Regions from separate parts of the Mus musculus genome. Here region 1 is linked to region 2. A link is a loop called in an ENCODE intact Hi-C map of the cell type or tissue named here. Cell type or tissue: left cerebral cortex. All regions are shown on one strand.

Region 1 (8,000 bases), 190 kb before region 2:
GGATTCTCCTAAAGACTGTTTGGTTCTTTTCTTTGAGGTATGCTTCACATAACAGGGCTTCACATGGAAGGGTAATGGTCTATGGCTGAGATACACCTACAGGCCCAATTCTTTGTGGTTTGTAATATATATTTCTCCCTCAAACACAGGTGAATACAAGTACCGGACTGAGGATACTCAGGGCCAGAACGTAGCATTATCCTATCAATATGTGGTTTACAAATGTCAACCAGAAAGCATTAATCATGAAAATATTACTTATAATAAAGACTTTAAGCAGGAAGGAAAATAGCCAAATATGCCATCAAATACTCTAACCGTATTTGGATTATAAATAATAGCACATATTCACAGCTAACATTTTTGTTTCACTCACATATAGACACAGCTTATTCTATGATCTACCAGCAGACAGCTTCCTAGTGGACACTGTGGCTGTGGCCATGATGGCTATCAAAAACAACTGAATACTTATGAGAGAACATTGGTTCTAGGTCTAATCGAAATTCACATGAGGTGAATTTAAACATGTAACAGAGGCTGCCATGAGGGAGGTATGAGAGAGAATAGGTTTTATTGAAAGGATAGAGGAACCGAATTGTAGACGTTCCCCTCATCAACACCAAATTTAACCAAGCACCAAATACAATAAAAACAAATGCACTGAAACATAAACTAAAATTTAGAATTTACTGTATTATTACAGTAAAAATACAGAAATAGATCAAAAATAAAGTCATTGACCACCACTAGATATTAGTAGGCCATAGATATTCTGAAAATTTTATAAAGACACATTATCAAGAACCCATATTTCCTTATATGACCTATATTTCAGAATAATTTGTAACTGACTGCATTTTGGGTTTTTGTTTGTTTGTTTGAATGATTAATATAATGTCTTTCCATATACCCATTCTGGCTTCTAATTGGTCATTCTCCTGCCTCAGCCTCCTGAGGGCAGGGATAACATGTATGTGCCACCACAGCCATCAACAAGATTCATTTTTATAAAAGAACTGTAGCCGTAAATTAAGGACAAATGCAAACCTTTTGAAATATCATTTTAAGTCAAATAGTACAATGGGTCTAAGCAATCTACATAACATTTGATATCGTTTTCCTAGACTTCTCACTTGGCCAACTTTCTGGCCACTGTTTGTCTCCAGCTTCTCTGGCTGCCTCTCTCTGTATAGTCTGAATCCAGCTCTCCTTCTCTCCTGCCTTGTGCCCTGTACTCTCCATACCTACACAGTGCAGGCCTCCAAATGCACCTTCCTGTGTCTCCATAATGCAGCCTTCCAAACGCCCTTGTAATAATCCAGACTCCACACACTCAAGAATATGTCCCCACATAAAGAATTCATCACTTGGAAGTAACTGTTCAAGCTTACTTCTTAATTCTTTCAATAAATTCTCATGGATTAAATGTATATATCATATATCCCATTTTATATATGATACATGATATATGATATTCAGTATATAAAATTTAATGTTTACTATTTAATTATATCATGTATATATCATAGATCATACATTATATAATATGCATGTATGTTATTATATAATATATTTAATATAATATTATGTGTATTAAATAATATATGACATTATTATGTATATTATTGTATTATGTATATTATTATGTAGTATATTTATATATTTTTGTAAGTTACATGTTATGTTTTACATGTTGCATGTTGCATATTGTATGTTATATGTTGTATTTGTGTATATGTTACATGTTCTATATTATATTTTATTATATATATAAAATATACATGATGTCTTTACACTGATCTCACTATCTCTAACAGTGCTGAACTGTGGCAACTGCCTCTTCATTCCTCATTCCCTCCAAGCTAGAAGCACTAATATATGGCACATCCTTTTTATCAGGTGCATCCCTGACTAAAGCTTTCAACAGGTTATTTCCTTTCACAGCAAATATTACTCAGTTGCCTGGTGTTTAGTCCCAAATGCAGCCCCACCCTTCCACCCAGGGCATCATTTTCCTTACATCTCACTTGCATCTCATGTGGTGCTTTTTCTCTTCTTCTCTTCACGTACAGTATCTTCTTTCCTCAGGACATTTTTTCCACTGATGCTGCTTAGCCAAGGCCAAGTCCATTTCCTGCATAAAGCCTCTCTGAATTACACTTGTTTCCAATTATCGACCTCTGCTCTAAAACCCCAAAGCATCAATTCAGAGTTCCATTTCTGACACACTGTCCTTTGTGTTTTTCTTAGACCTGTTGTTGTCAATCTTAAACTGCACTCTTCTGCATGCATCCAAACTGTGGCCTATGAGTGACATCAGAGTGTAAGTGTCAAGAGACACCACAGAACACGAGGAAAACATTTTCTCAGGGGTTCTGTAAGTACCTTTTCAATTATAAGCAAGAGAAATAAATCCAAGTAAAATAGGATTTTGAGAATGGAAAACAGCCTTGTCTCTGGAATGTAAGGGATCTAGTACTGCCATCAGTTCATGGCTCATTAGCCTCTGTGTCCCAGATAGGCATTTCCCATATCTGAGGAGAGATAACCACAGGTATCACATAGCTATCTGTCCTTGAGCAATGGCTCAAGAATGGGAGAAAGACATTCCTTTCTAACGCTGGGGATACAACTTTCCCTGTAATTGGTTAGAAACCCACTCCTAGACCAATTGCCACATTACTATGCTTAGAGTTTGTAAGTGTCAGGTATGAACCATAATCTTCTGTGCTAGGTGTTTAAAGTGCAGTGCTGTTGAAAAAGGAGAAAACCTGGATTCTTGTACATCGTATAGGCTTCCATCTAGTGCATGTATTCTTAGAAATGGCTACTTCCAATGCATACAATAACCATGCTGAAAGTTTGTAAAGAAACCTCTATGTAGGTTGTCATCGTGGTGTTTCTTCATCTTTGGATAAATTTTCATGTATCAAGGAGGAGATAGAATCCAGGCAGCTACAGGAGCCAGCCAGCTTCCCCCACTGTGTTACCGTGATGAGTCTAGATGACAGTGAGGCCCTGCAACTTCTGACAGCTTCTTCAGCTTGGGGTGCATTGGATGCATCCTTGTCAGAGTGTGAACAGCTGCCATGACCTTTCTGCATGTATGCCTCACATGCCTATTTACTTTCCTTCAGAAAAAAAAATTTCTCTTGTTTTCAATTTTCTTTATGCTTACTAATGAAGCTGGAAAAACATATGGTATGAACTTATGAAATGTGACTACTCAGGCATTGCAGTATAAAAAGGGTTAAAACAACCTCCTGAAATTATTACAAGTCCCAAATTCCAAAAGCCAAGTTTTGGCTCATTTTCAAGAATAAGGCCTTGATTTCTCTATGATAAAATCATTCATATGACCACATAAGCCAAATGCTTTAATTTAAACAACAACAACAACAACAAAAAACCCCATGACTATATAGGATTTAAAATACCCTGGAAATATTTTAGCATAATTGGAATCCTGGACAAATTTTATGGTATTTCCTGTACCTTTTCAGAATTCATGAGAATTTCAGAACTATGAGAATTCATAGTTCACAATGCAGAATACAGTTGGGTGCTTCCTGGACTCTGAGCATATTATTGTAGAGAAATCAAATAAATAAAAAAATATTTTCCTGAAAAGTTTTTTCCTTATAAAATTTCAGAGGAATTAGCCTCATGAAAAGCAGAAGTCATTCTCTCCTGCTAAACTCACAACTGGAGTTTCCAGAGCTGAACTGACGTCTGTAATAAAGATTAGTGTTTATTTCGTAGGTGACATGTTTATACTTTGATCGTTAAAAACATGTCTACATTAAACAGCCAGGACCTGATTGGGCTTCCTATTAAAATGGAGGCAATAACCTTAGCTTCCTTAAATCACCTCTCCCCATGCTCACACCACTGCTGAGGCGCAGATACTCTCACTTTGCTCTTCTAACTTTTGATTTCCATGACCAGGGTCAGCAGTTATGTGAGCCATTGGGCTCTGGGGCTGATGCTACTGTTTAAAACTCAGCCCCATTGGCATGACTCAATTCAAGGTTGTAGTGGGGACAAGCACTTCTCCCTTCTAGATTCAATGATGACTCTATGACCTTATGACCTGGATCCTCAGGAGATCAAGCCTTGGCCACACTGAAGAAAGGTCTGTTTTGTGGCATGTGGTTTCCTTCCTGGGTTTGGGTTTTAGGTTACAGTCTCAAATTTCAATGTGAGATGTCACTCCTGCACCTTGGGGAGGATGTGGTGTGTGGTGCATGTAAAAGGAAGAGATAAAACTCTTCTAACCAAAACGGTGTCACCAATAACATAGGATTAATTACAAAAGGGGTACAGTGAGAAATGGACAAGGTATTCGGCTAATGAAACTCAGCGTGTTATTTTATTCATAAATAGCACACAATGGGTAGAACTTAGCATGCTATTTTATTAGTAAATAATACACAAAGAGTAAAATTTACCTGCAGGATTTGGAAGAGTTGCCAAGATGGTATTAATGTAATGATCCCCCCCCCTCACACACACACACACACACACCCTTCCATTCCAAGCAGCAATCTATTATTTCAAAATCTTTACTTTGGCTTCTGTGTTCTATTCAAACACACTCTATTTTTCTCATGGCTGGACTCTATCCTCTTCCAAACAAGTCCACTCAATTAGGAGTTGATTTTTAACTGGGTAGGAAGTTTTTAAGAGATAAAGGGTCTAGGACTAACAAAGGACCAGCCTTGGATGATAGAAGCGTGCTCTGCAGACCTGAGCCATTTGGCACGTAGCCTCTCCACTTCGTTTTCTCCCTCTTTCTCACTGCACAGCACACCAGCTCTCAGGCTGAACCGTTCCCAGGATGTTATCTTGCTTCCCCAGCACTGTGACTCCAGGTCTAATTTATGCTTCTCTGGGTAACCGTGTGCGGAGGCTTGTCATCAGCCTTGCTCTCCAAGCAAAGCCAACTGCCGTCTGCTAGGCACTTGGTGAGCACATTATGTACACATAATAAGATGTTGTTCCCTCCACACAGATGCATGAGGCTAAAAAAAAAATAGCATTATCATAACATCTTCCAGCTTAGCTATTTTGAGGCTGCTGCACCCCCATATTACAAAGCCTCGCTATTTATACGATCATGCATATGGAAGACCCACCCCTCCAGGGAGATGTCAGTCCAGTGTGCTCAGAGACAAAAATTATAGGCCCCCAAACTTAAACATAAACTCATCCTGGCTGCTTATCTTGGTTGAATGCCAGCCAAGTTTATTAATAATTTTTAAGTAAGAAAGAAACAAAGCGATTTTAATTTGATAGAAGATAAGGAAGCAACATGAACAAGAGCTATAGCCAAACTCAGCCCAAAAGGTGAACCTCCTGGGCCATAGGAAATGGGGAAGAGAGCCAAAGAGCTGCCTGTGCTGGCCCTGGCTGGGCTATGACTTACAAGTGACGATGGCTGGGTTCCTTTTCTAGGACTCATAGTTCACCGAGATATCAAGTGAAAGTGTATCTTTTTTATTGGATATTTTCTTTATTTACATTTTAAATATTACCCCCTCTCCCAGTTCCCCCCTCCTGGAAACCCTCTATCCAATCGTCCCTCCCCCTGCTTCTATAAGGGTGTTCCTCCACCCACCCACCCACTGTCAACTCCTTGTCCTCGATTCTCCTACAGCGGGGCATCTATAGAGCCTTCATAGGACCAAGGGCATCTCCTCCCATTGATACCTGACAAGGCCATCCTCTGCTACATGTGCTGCTGACGCCTTGAGTCCCTCCTTGTGTACTCTTTGGTTGGTGGTTTAGTCCCTGGGAGTTCTGGGGTTAGGGGAGTGGGGACTTCTGTTTGGTTGAGATTGCTGTTCTTCCTATGGGGTTGCAAACCCTTCAGCTCCTTCAGTCCTTTCTCTAACTCCTCCATTGGGGACCCCATGCTCAGTCCAATGGTTGGCTGTGAGCATCTGCCTCTGTATTTGTAAGGCTCTGGCAGGGCCTCTCAGGAGACAGCTATTTCAGGCTCCTTTCAGCATGCACTTCTTGGCATCCACAATAGTGTCCCACCTGGAGATCTATCCCATATACAGTTACCAAACCCAGACCCTATTGTGGATGCCAAAAAGTGAAGGCGCACCTTTACTGGCATGAAACCTTCTGAGTGGTCTTAACATAGTCTGCAGGAAAGCAATAGGGACACAAACCACATTGGCCTGACTTTTCAGATTCCATGAAGAATTTCTTCTCCAGAAGAATCGGACCCATTGTGAGGAAGCCTATTTTTATTAGCCCATCACAGCAGAAAGGTAAGTGATTTCATGCCTGTCTTCCAAGAAACTGCAAGACACTCATGCATGCTATTAGCTCAACTAGCAAAGACAGACAGGACAGTCATAGGGAAGGGCTGGGTGCATAGCATCAGTTCTCAACCTTCCTAACACTGTGACCCTTTAGTACAGTTCTACATCTCGTGTGACCCCCCCCAACCATTGTAGCTGTAATTTTGCTATTGTTATGAATCAGAATGTAAATATCTGTGTTTTCCAATAGTCTTAGGTGACCCCTGTGAAAGGGTGGTTAGATCCCCTCAGGGGCCAGTACCCATAGGTTAAGAGCCACTGATATATATTTATTTTATCCAAGTAGACCTGTGGGAGGAAGACTGTCTTATTGAACTAAGTGAAACAGCTCCTGTACAAAGGTTCAGGGGACACTGTGGAAGAAGGAGAGAAAACACTGTAAAAGCCAGAGGATCAGGGAGTTTGCTGTGAGATTGCATCTCTTAGGAATATCAGAAGTTACATCCGTAAAGTCTCATCAACACGCTGTCTACACGTGAGCTGGACAGGGACAACAGCAATAGACATGCTAAAGCAGATAGGAAAAAAACAGTACGCTTCAACTTTACACAACAAACTACAGGCAACTAAGGAATGCCGAGAGTGGGAGAAAGAGTCTTTCCCAGAGAAGAACACGCTAACTGGTTACCTAAAAGTAAATGGTCAGCCCTGTATATACATGCACACACGCACACACACACACGCACACACACACCCCAACACTTACAGTTTTAAAAAGCCAAGAATCTGAAAGAGGACAATGAGTATAGAAGAGGGCTTGGATTGCAGAAACTGCTTGGACTGCAGAAACCGAGGTAATTATAATCTCAAAACATAAATGATAATTGTTTTAAAGATTCTGGTTCTAGGTTCTATATGTGACTTACTCTCTATTACATAAAACTTAAAGCCTCGTTGTCAAAAGCAAAAGTAAGTAATCTCTTTTCACAAATTAAAGAATCTAAAATATATTTCTTATAAATGAAACTCCCCACCAGAAGAGCCTTATAGCCTGTCAGAAAACCATGCTAAATAAGGTCGAAGTTTACCATTGCCATATAGCCTTCTGGTCTTGGCCAAAAATGATGGACTTCCTTCACTAGCAGGGCTGCCCCTTCTCTGACCTTGCCTGGGGAATTCAAAAACCCACACACACCTCTTCCTGCAGAATGTCACATAGCCTTAGTTAGATAACAGCTTCGATTTCCTTTCTCCTGCTAATAGCCTGTTCAGCTAGCACCTGAGATTCCAGAAATGCCTCTTTATGCTAATGAGGCATCTCGGTACTGTAAGCCTTCAACCAATGACCTTTGCTCATCCTGGATATTCTGACACCCTACTCCAAACTATATAAGTCTTGATCATTCCCAAGTAAAGTTGATCTGACTCCCCACAGCTGGTCCCAGTGTCATCATCTCTGTACCTACTCACTGGCCTTCTGAACCTCCACCATCCGTCACCTCTGCTTCCTTTGCCCTCATAGACCAATATCCACCACTGATCCCCTGAGACAGGGAGGGTCATAGATGGCACCCAACCTGGAGCCCTGGAACATGCTGGAAATTTGTGAGTACCCCCTCAAACCAAAGAGGGTAGTGGCATCTTGTCTGGCCATACTGACCTGAGGATCGGCTCCCTCTCCTTTCATTTCTTTGCTATATATTCGATCTGCACATTTGT
Region 2 (8,000 bases):
GGAGATGAAAATAAATTCTAAGCATATATTGAAAATGTATTTCAGTAAATTTGATAATCCTAAACTTATATTGCATGTTGTAACAAAGTTAATGATACCAAGTTTAGGGATTTTTTTTTCTTTTAGGTGCCTTTATTCACCATCTGATTTACAAACAGATATTTGAGCAGCTCTGACATTTGTTCCTATTGTTTTTAGCTTGTTTTTCCAATCATATTAACTAAGAGGGTTTTTTATTATTAAAAAGGAATCAAAACAATTAAATGTGAAGGCCACTGCTGCTCTCCAAAATTCAGCAGACCATTGCTAACGCACTGAAGTCAGGAAACAATCATGAGCCCTTCTCTTTATAGAATGTCTTTCCTCCTTGGGAAACTTCAAAGCCCTTTTCTGACGCTTGGTCTCTGCAGCTGCCAGGAAAGAAATGTGGCTCCACTTACCTCAAAGGGGGTCAGAGCACATGGGGGACCGGCTGGACCCACATCAGGCACGCCTCCCCTCCATGCCCAGGCTGCCTCCACTCCATCAGAGACCACCCCAGGGATCCGGAGTGGGGCTAGAAAATAGAAGAGTACAGGAGTGCCAAACCTCTCCCATGCACAGAGAGAGAGAGAGAGAGACAGAGAGAGAGAGAGAGAGAGGAAGGAGGGAGACAGAGACAGAGACAGAGACAGAGACAGAGACAGAGACAGAGAAACATGTAAGAGCGAGAGCAGCCAGATGCTTCAGTGATGTGACTCTGTAATCCTATGAGTTGTTGGGATAGAAAGCATGGCAGGTGAAGATGAAGCAATACATAGATAGGATGTGTGTCTTGGGCTAATCCCAGCAAGGACCTCACAAGAGCACACTATGGTGTAAAAGAAAATGCAGAAACAAACTACACTACACGTGGGCATGGTGGCTCCTTGAAAAGAGATGGAAAAGAGCAAGATAGGAAATTAAGTCAGGAGTTCTGGTCCTGACTCTCTGGCTGGGATAATCTCTAGCCACACGATTTCAGGTGGGGGGGGGGCTCTGTTCCCCTCCAGAAGGAAAGAATAAGTGATAATATTTATTCCACTCTATAGGCTAGAAAGCATCCCGCAGGCTCGTGTGAGATCAAGTGGCAAGCTACGGAGCTGGGATTGGTGTCAGTGATCTGCTAAGTTTGAAACCATGTGTTCTTTTTTTATTGTCATTATACCAGATTATTTCAGATACTCTGGCCCTTTCAACCATGTTCTTTCCAAAATTCTAAGATGATTCTCGTTCTGGATAGTTATCATACTTGGCTTCTAGCAGGAAAAAAGAGTCCGTATGTTCTATGAATCTTGGCAGAGAGACTAATAAAGAGCAGATGCTTAATATGCTAGGTATTGGAATAAAATCTTGATTAAAATAGGTGGTCCCCCCAAATCTCTTCGGCATTTCAACAAGTAGGAGGTAGAAGGGGGCCTATGACTGTGTGATTACTTGAATTATTTTCCAACAGCGAGAACATTGCTGACCTACAAAACAAAATAATTTTTAAAAGTCTACAAAAAAATCATTTTAAAGAAGCAGAAGTGCTCTGGTGATGTCACAAATGTTTGCATGTGTATGTATATAGTATATATGTGCATATATGTTACATGCATGTAAAATAGATAGCAGGTGATAGGTATGTAGATACATGATGATAGATAGATAGATAGATAGATAGATAGATAGATAGATAGATGATAGATAGATAGATAGATAGATAGATAGATAGATAGATAGATAGATAGATAGATAGATAATAAATGCATAAGATGATAGGTAGGTAGGTAGGTAGGTAGATGATAAATACATAAGATGATAGGTAGGTAGATAGGTAGGTAGATAAATAGATGATAAATACATAAGATGATAGATAGGTAGATAAATAGGTAGGTAGATAGATAGATAGATAGATAGATAGATAGATAGATAGATAGATAGATGATAGATATGAATTTCCACTCAGCCCTGGATCATCTTGCTTTTTTAGCCACTGCATTTGTCAGGGTTCATAAGTCCCTCATTCTATGGTGGGTAGAGGAAGGAAATGATATTTTCTGTATCTCAAACTAGCTTTGAAGTTGCTATGTAGCCAAGAGTGACCTGGAACTCCTCATCCTCCTGCCTCTACCTCCCAGGTACTGATATTGCAGGTGTACACTACCAAGCTAGCCTTAAATCTTTTGTTCTTTAGACAGGGTTCCTGAGTCTATGCCTGGATTCCACGTTCTCACTACTGTTACCTACTTCCAAGACCCCTGTGCAAGCTCCTCCTATTGCTTCTGACTTCTATATGGAAGAGTGCACCAGGACAGTCTCCTATCTGTCTATCTATCTATCTATCTATCTATCTATCTATCTATCTATCTATCTATCTATCTACATTATCTGGTTCATCCCCTCAGAAGTCACGGCTTTATGAGACATTTATACATTAGGTCCCAAGACATGTGACTCCAGTTCACCATCCCCTCTAAGTTCCTGGTTTGGACATCTAATTGTCTTCTCAACATCAGCTCTTGGAATCCAGTAGGCATTTCAAACTTGGCACATCTGAAAGATCATTCCCAACAGACCAAATCACTTTTCATATCATTATTTCATATCATTATTACCTGGAAAGCCCTGAAAGTCATTTAACACCTTTCTCCCCTCTCCCTCCCCCTCCCCTTCCTCCTCTTCCACATCCTCATCCTTCTCCATCTCCTCTTTTTCCTCTTCTTCCTCTAACCTATACTCATCCATCCACTGCATACGTCTAACTTCTTCTGAGCACACTTCAAGTTTGCGCCTGCCTTGTTCTTCCTCTAACCTATACTCATCCATCCACTGCATATGTCTAACTTCCTCTGAGCACACTTCAAGTTTGCGCCTGCCTCGGGGCTTTCTACTGTCTCTTTCTGCTCCTGGAACATGACTCCCTGAGATGCTCATAGAACCATCCCTCCAGATAACATGGGTCTTTTTACATGGAACCCCTTCAGAGAAGATGTCTGTAAGAACTATCCAATTCCACTCTCTAGTCTCCAAGATCAACATAACTGCAGACCTCTCTGCTCCTGTCTGGCAGGGTATCATTTTAATTGTTTTTGTTATTTGTCTGTGTATATTTATCCATAAGTGGGTTTGTTTGTCTGCTGACATGTGCGATTTGGGGCCTCATCCTCTATGTGTGACCTTCAGGGGTTCTTGTCCCTTGTTTGCCAGTGTGTTCCGGCATTTACAAAAGAGCCTGTGCATAGCAGGCACTTGGAACTGTGTGACCTGCACAGCTAAATCCTCTGTGATGCCTGAATGTTCTTCCTCTAACTCTGCATTTATCTTTGGTATCTGCCTATGAGCTTCTGTAAAGTTCACAGGATATATAGTTTTTATACCAACTACCACTTCGTTGTTAGTTAATTACTATTTTGCTACCATTTACCATAACCCTTTAATTCTCCCAAACACAGTCTATCCACTCAGACTGGAAAGAGTCACGGCACTATGCTCCACCTACCAATGCCGTCTGATTCAGCCTTAAGGAGAACGCTTTTCTCATCTCTGTCTCCTCCCAGTCCCTGCCCAGCCCAGCCCAGGACACATCTCAATACAGGACAGCAGCACAGCATCCCATCATGTGTTGTGGATCGGTTTGTATCTAGCGCTGTGTCAGTGACATGGTCATCCACGGGGAAACAAGCAAGACAACTCTCCTAGTGGAGTGGAAGGCTCCAACACTGTCACAGTGTGGACAGGACTGTGTGTCTGCATGCTGCTAGGGCCAGGATATAGAAAGAGAATTAAAGCCAGATTGGCTATGTCTAGAAATAGCCAGTGAACCATGCTCACAGACCTTTACTTGAAACAAATCAAAATTAGAAACTTAAAGATCATGCCAGGCTATTCTTAAACTACATAAAACTTTGGAAGTTTTGGAAATGATTTTTTAAAAATGCTTACAAGTCTTTCCTCCTAAAAATCCATTAAACAATGGAAAGAACAGTGTTAACTCACGGAGGCGGAGGTCCCACCAGTAGACGGCATTCACAAATGATTGACAGCAACAGTACTTCCCTGCGATTTACAGAAGCTGAATTTACATAATTGCATAAAGTGACTCAGAACTGACCTCACTTCTGAAAACAGGCAACAGATGGCATCAGGATGCTCTGCTGCAGGGAGAAGGATAATGAGAGTCACTTGCCACCGACCGGCCCGCAGAGCCATCAGACCTGTTTGTGGGCTCCCTAAACTCTGTGCTCACTCATTAGCTGCTACATCTGCTCCTTTTGAAAGATGTGACCAGGACTGCATGAAGGCTCCTAAAGGTGTCCTGCGATGGTTTCATTTACCTAGACTTGGCCAAGGAGGAAAAGGAAAGAGTCTCTCTAATCTCTGAACCTTCTGTGTTCCTTACATCCTGTTTCCACTATTATCTGCTCTGTCAATGTGCGGTTGTCCTCTGATAGCCAAGTTCGGTACGATACAGAGGTACCTCTAATTGACCTGGAATCCAGTTGGAGCAGTCCAACTCTCAGCTAGTTTGCCATGGATGAATGTTGAATGCAAAAAATCTTTTAATTTATGTGCTATTGGGATAAGAACATGCATTGCTGGAGGAAGGCCATAGTCCAATGAAAATAGAAAAGTTCTTACATCAAATAGACAATGAGCATTAAAATAATGAAGAAAACCATTATCTAAATAAATATATCTTTCTCCTAAAGTAATCATTGTCCAAGCCAACACAAATGGATAATTTTCTTTTCTGAGATCTACTACATTCCCCTTAAGAAAAATCATAAAATTGAAATTTGATCTTTCCATAGCAAACAGATGAAAACTGATGGGCATTGTTTGGTTCCCAGGCAACTCTTCCCATGTACATACTGTGTGCCAAGCATTTACCCTGAGCTCTGAAACCACATAGCCTGACTTTCCTTCAAAACGAAAAGGACATACTGCACCTCTGTTTCTATTGCAACACACTGCACACAAAGCAACATTCCTATCCCTTGACTCATAACAGGACACACACATCACTTGTCAATGCAGTTACTTTCGCTGACCACACCCACACACGCCCCACTGTCTCAAGTCCATGCATATGACTACAGAGGTCTGCAGCCCACATCTGCTGTCTACCCTGCTCCTGACAGCACCGCAGCTGTCTCTGTCCTGCCCCCCCAAAGACAAGTTCCAACAAAGGGCAGACTAGAGTTCCTCCAAATTACCTTGAAGGCGTTTGTAGGGATGCTTGTCTGGAATCTGCTGGCCCCTTCCTGCTGCACCCCATTCACCTTCAGAAGCCGTGCAAGTCCATACCTGCTAACACTCCCCTCGTTTGCATGCCTGCTTCTCTACAAAGTCTGTATTCTTTGCCTACATTTTACCTAACGAAAATGGTAGAGACTTAAGGAGACTGGAGGGTAGAGAAGGACGGTGGAAAGATAAACAGAATCTACTTCAGGTTGCATCTGTAGAAAAATATCGTGACTCAACTATTTTGCTAGTTTCATACAATTCAATCTAAAAATAGAGAGTGGCTTGATTTTTTTCCCCTGAAGTCAAGTAAGGAAACTACAGGTGGTGGCACATGACTATAACTCCAGCACTCGGGGAGGATGAAGAGTTTGAAGCCTTCCTGCACCACCCTGAAAGACCCTGTCTCAGAGAGGAAGTAAAGCAAAAGGCAGGCACTTGAGACTCAGTGGTGGTGGCTTGCTTGGTGTCACTGTTTGGGTGTAAAATGTCCCCTATAGACTCTTATGTTTGAGCATTTGGTCCCCAACCAATATCACCCTTTGGGGATGTAATGGAACCTTTGAGAGATGATGGAACACTGCAGGATGAAGTAAGTCATTGGGAACTGGCTTTGAGGTTCTACATCCTGGCCTCACCTACTCTTGTTCTCTCCTTCACCACCATGCTGAATTCTAAACTTCTGAAAATATAGGCCAAAATAAACCCTTTCTCTCTAAAGCTGTTTTGGCCAGGGTATTTTATCACATTAACAGAGAAAATGCTAATACATCTAGAATGTTCAAGGCCCTAGGTTAGATCCCCAGCACAGAGAGAGGGGCCAGGGAAGGAAAGAAACAACCAATCAGTTGGACTGTCATAACTACCACTTTCTCCAGCAAATTTGTTACTATGGGGATCTGCCTCTACAGCCCCAACAACTGACCACAAACAAATTTTGGAACACAAGCCATTCATAAGTTGAGGACTGCCTACAAATGATGCCCTTTCCTGTGTAAGACAGGCTGATGGATTGTGTTTACTAGAATTACACGATAAAGAAACCACAAAAAGCTGACTCCAAGACTCCAGATAGCCCTCCCAGCCTTCTGGCTCCAAAATATAATCGCAATCTGAGCCTGTCTGGCTCAAGAAAAAAATAAAATGGGATCAGGGCTACAGTCATACTCAGAAGGCTACAGAGAGGCCACGGATGTCAACCTGGAGACACTAGAAAGCCTTATTCCTCAGCAGACAGCTGTGGGGTGCATGTGTAAAGCAGGCTGCAGCCAGACCTGCCCACTGGAATAACCTGTGAAGGCTCCTAATTTTAGCCAGCACTCTAGGTGCTGAGTTCTTCCTTTACCCTCTCCCTATAGTTTGCAAGCCTTCCTAGAGCCCACAGCAGGCTTGATTGGCCCAGCTGCATGGAGGAACTTCTGGGACAAGAACCCAGCATGCTTTGGTAGTGTTCCCTCAGAATAAATAGTGACATCTTTGCATTTGCTGTGTTCCTAGAAGGAGCTCTCTCCTTGTCTGCTCAAGACCTATGTTGTCAGGAAAGCGTCTAACTTAATGACATAATGCATGACCTGATCTTTCCCCCCTCTACACAGATGGGGTTGACACACTATAGAAAGGAACCCAGCTGAAGGTGCTGAAGACAGAGGCCATGTCCTCAAGCACGGGGTCTTTTCTGCCAAGGGGACCCCCAATTTCTTTAATTACCCAGAGCCAATGTGGGACAGCAGCAGCTCTGACAGCGACAGTTGATTTGTATCAGTTCACAGATTTGTTGACTGAATGGTGAATTTTCAGACTCTAACCTATTTCCCTGCCAAAATAGACGGATAAATGTTATACTTATAAAAACAGACAGGGCATCCTGCACTTATCTCACAAGCACACATTTTCTTCCTAAAATTGTTTATGTCATACAGGAAAAAAAATATTAATCAATGCGGCAAAAGAAAGCTTGTACTCTGTTCAGCCAATTTCATTCACTGACGAAAGCAGAGCAGAACATAACAGCCCCCTTGTTTTGCTGTCTTTGTTTCCCATGTACTGAGCGAAATTGCCCAGGAATTATAAGCAGTTAGCAAATGGTGCATAAATGACCAAAACCAAATGACAGCTCCATGAACAGGAGCAGGCTGGCCCTAGCTGAGCCAAAATGCTTGAGTTCTGGAACAAGAATGGGGAGTCAAGTTCCATCCCTGGCACTGAACCCAGTTCACTATTGATCTTCAGTTGCCCTCACATCCGCGGCTTCCCAGAGCACACACGGGGCTTTGTGACCTGCATTGCAGTGGAAAGATAGAGGCTACTAAGCCAAGTGGGAGGGCTTCGGCTAAGCCAAGGCTGCTGGGAGGGCTTCTGCAAAGTGGCTCTCCCAGGGAGGGTGTAGCTCTCCAAAGGATCTCTCTAGAGTAGTGAACTATTGTTCCATTGTCAACCTTGGATGTCACAGGAATCGTGGGAGAAGAAACAGGCTGTAGAGAATAGCCTCTTTCTCCAGTGGTGCCAATGTTTTTGACAGCTTGATCCAACAGTATTAGAAACTTAAGCAGTGTCTTGCTGTCTTCAAAGGTCAGACCAGCTCCATCCATCTGAACTGCCTTCTCTGCTCTTCCAATCCCTTCCCCAAGCTCACTCGGGATTAAGCCATTTCATAAGCTGGGAGTCCTCATGTGACTCTGTCGCTATTGTTTAGGTCCAGGAAAAGAAGACTCAAACTGTCTTGTGCAGATTCTAGGTTCTGGCCTTCATCGTTT

The links. Peaks named below come from ENCODE experiments on the same cell type or tissue, not always from the same donor. Only the 100,000 strongest peaks of a DNase experiment are listed, where the experiment ranks them.
Region 1: it touches region 2 in a loop (5-fold over the local background); 3 of 42 quality-filtered maps call a loop at or near these places.

Annotation. Positions count from the first base shown.
Region 1 is chr13:111,039,676-111,047,675 of GRCm38, forward strand. No RefSeq gene overlaps it. Among named protein-coding and RNA genes, the nearest start is that of 4930526H09Rik, 140 kb to the left of the region's middle. In left cerebral cortex, no CTCF peak of the experiment used is centred here; a DNase peak (open chromatin) is centred at 4,984; H3K27ac peaks cover 2,438 bases.
Region 2 is chr13:111,228,502-111,236,501 of GRCm38, forward strand. It overlaps 3110015C05Rik (RIKEN cDNA 3110015C05 gene), which reads right to left and starts at 930. Exons shown (of 3, transcript NR_045908.1): 1 at 441-930. In left cerebral cortex, no CTCF peak of the experiment used is centred here; DNase peaks (open chromatin) are centred at 3,713, 4,115 and 7,417; H3K27ac peaks cover 2,592 bases.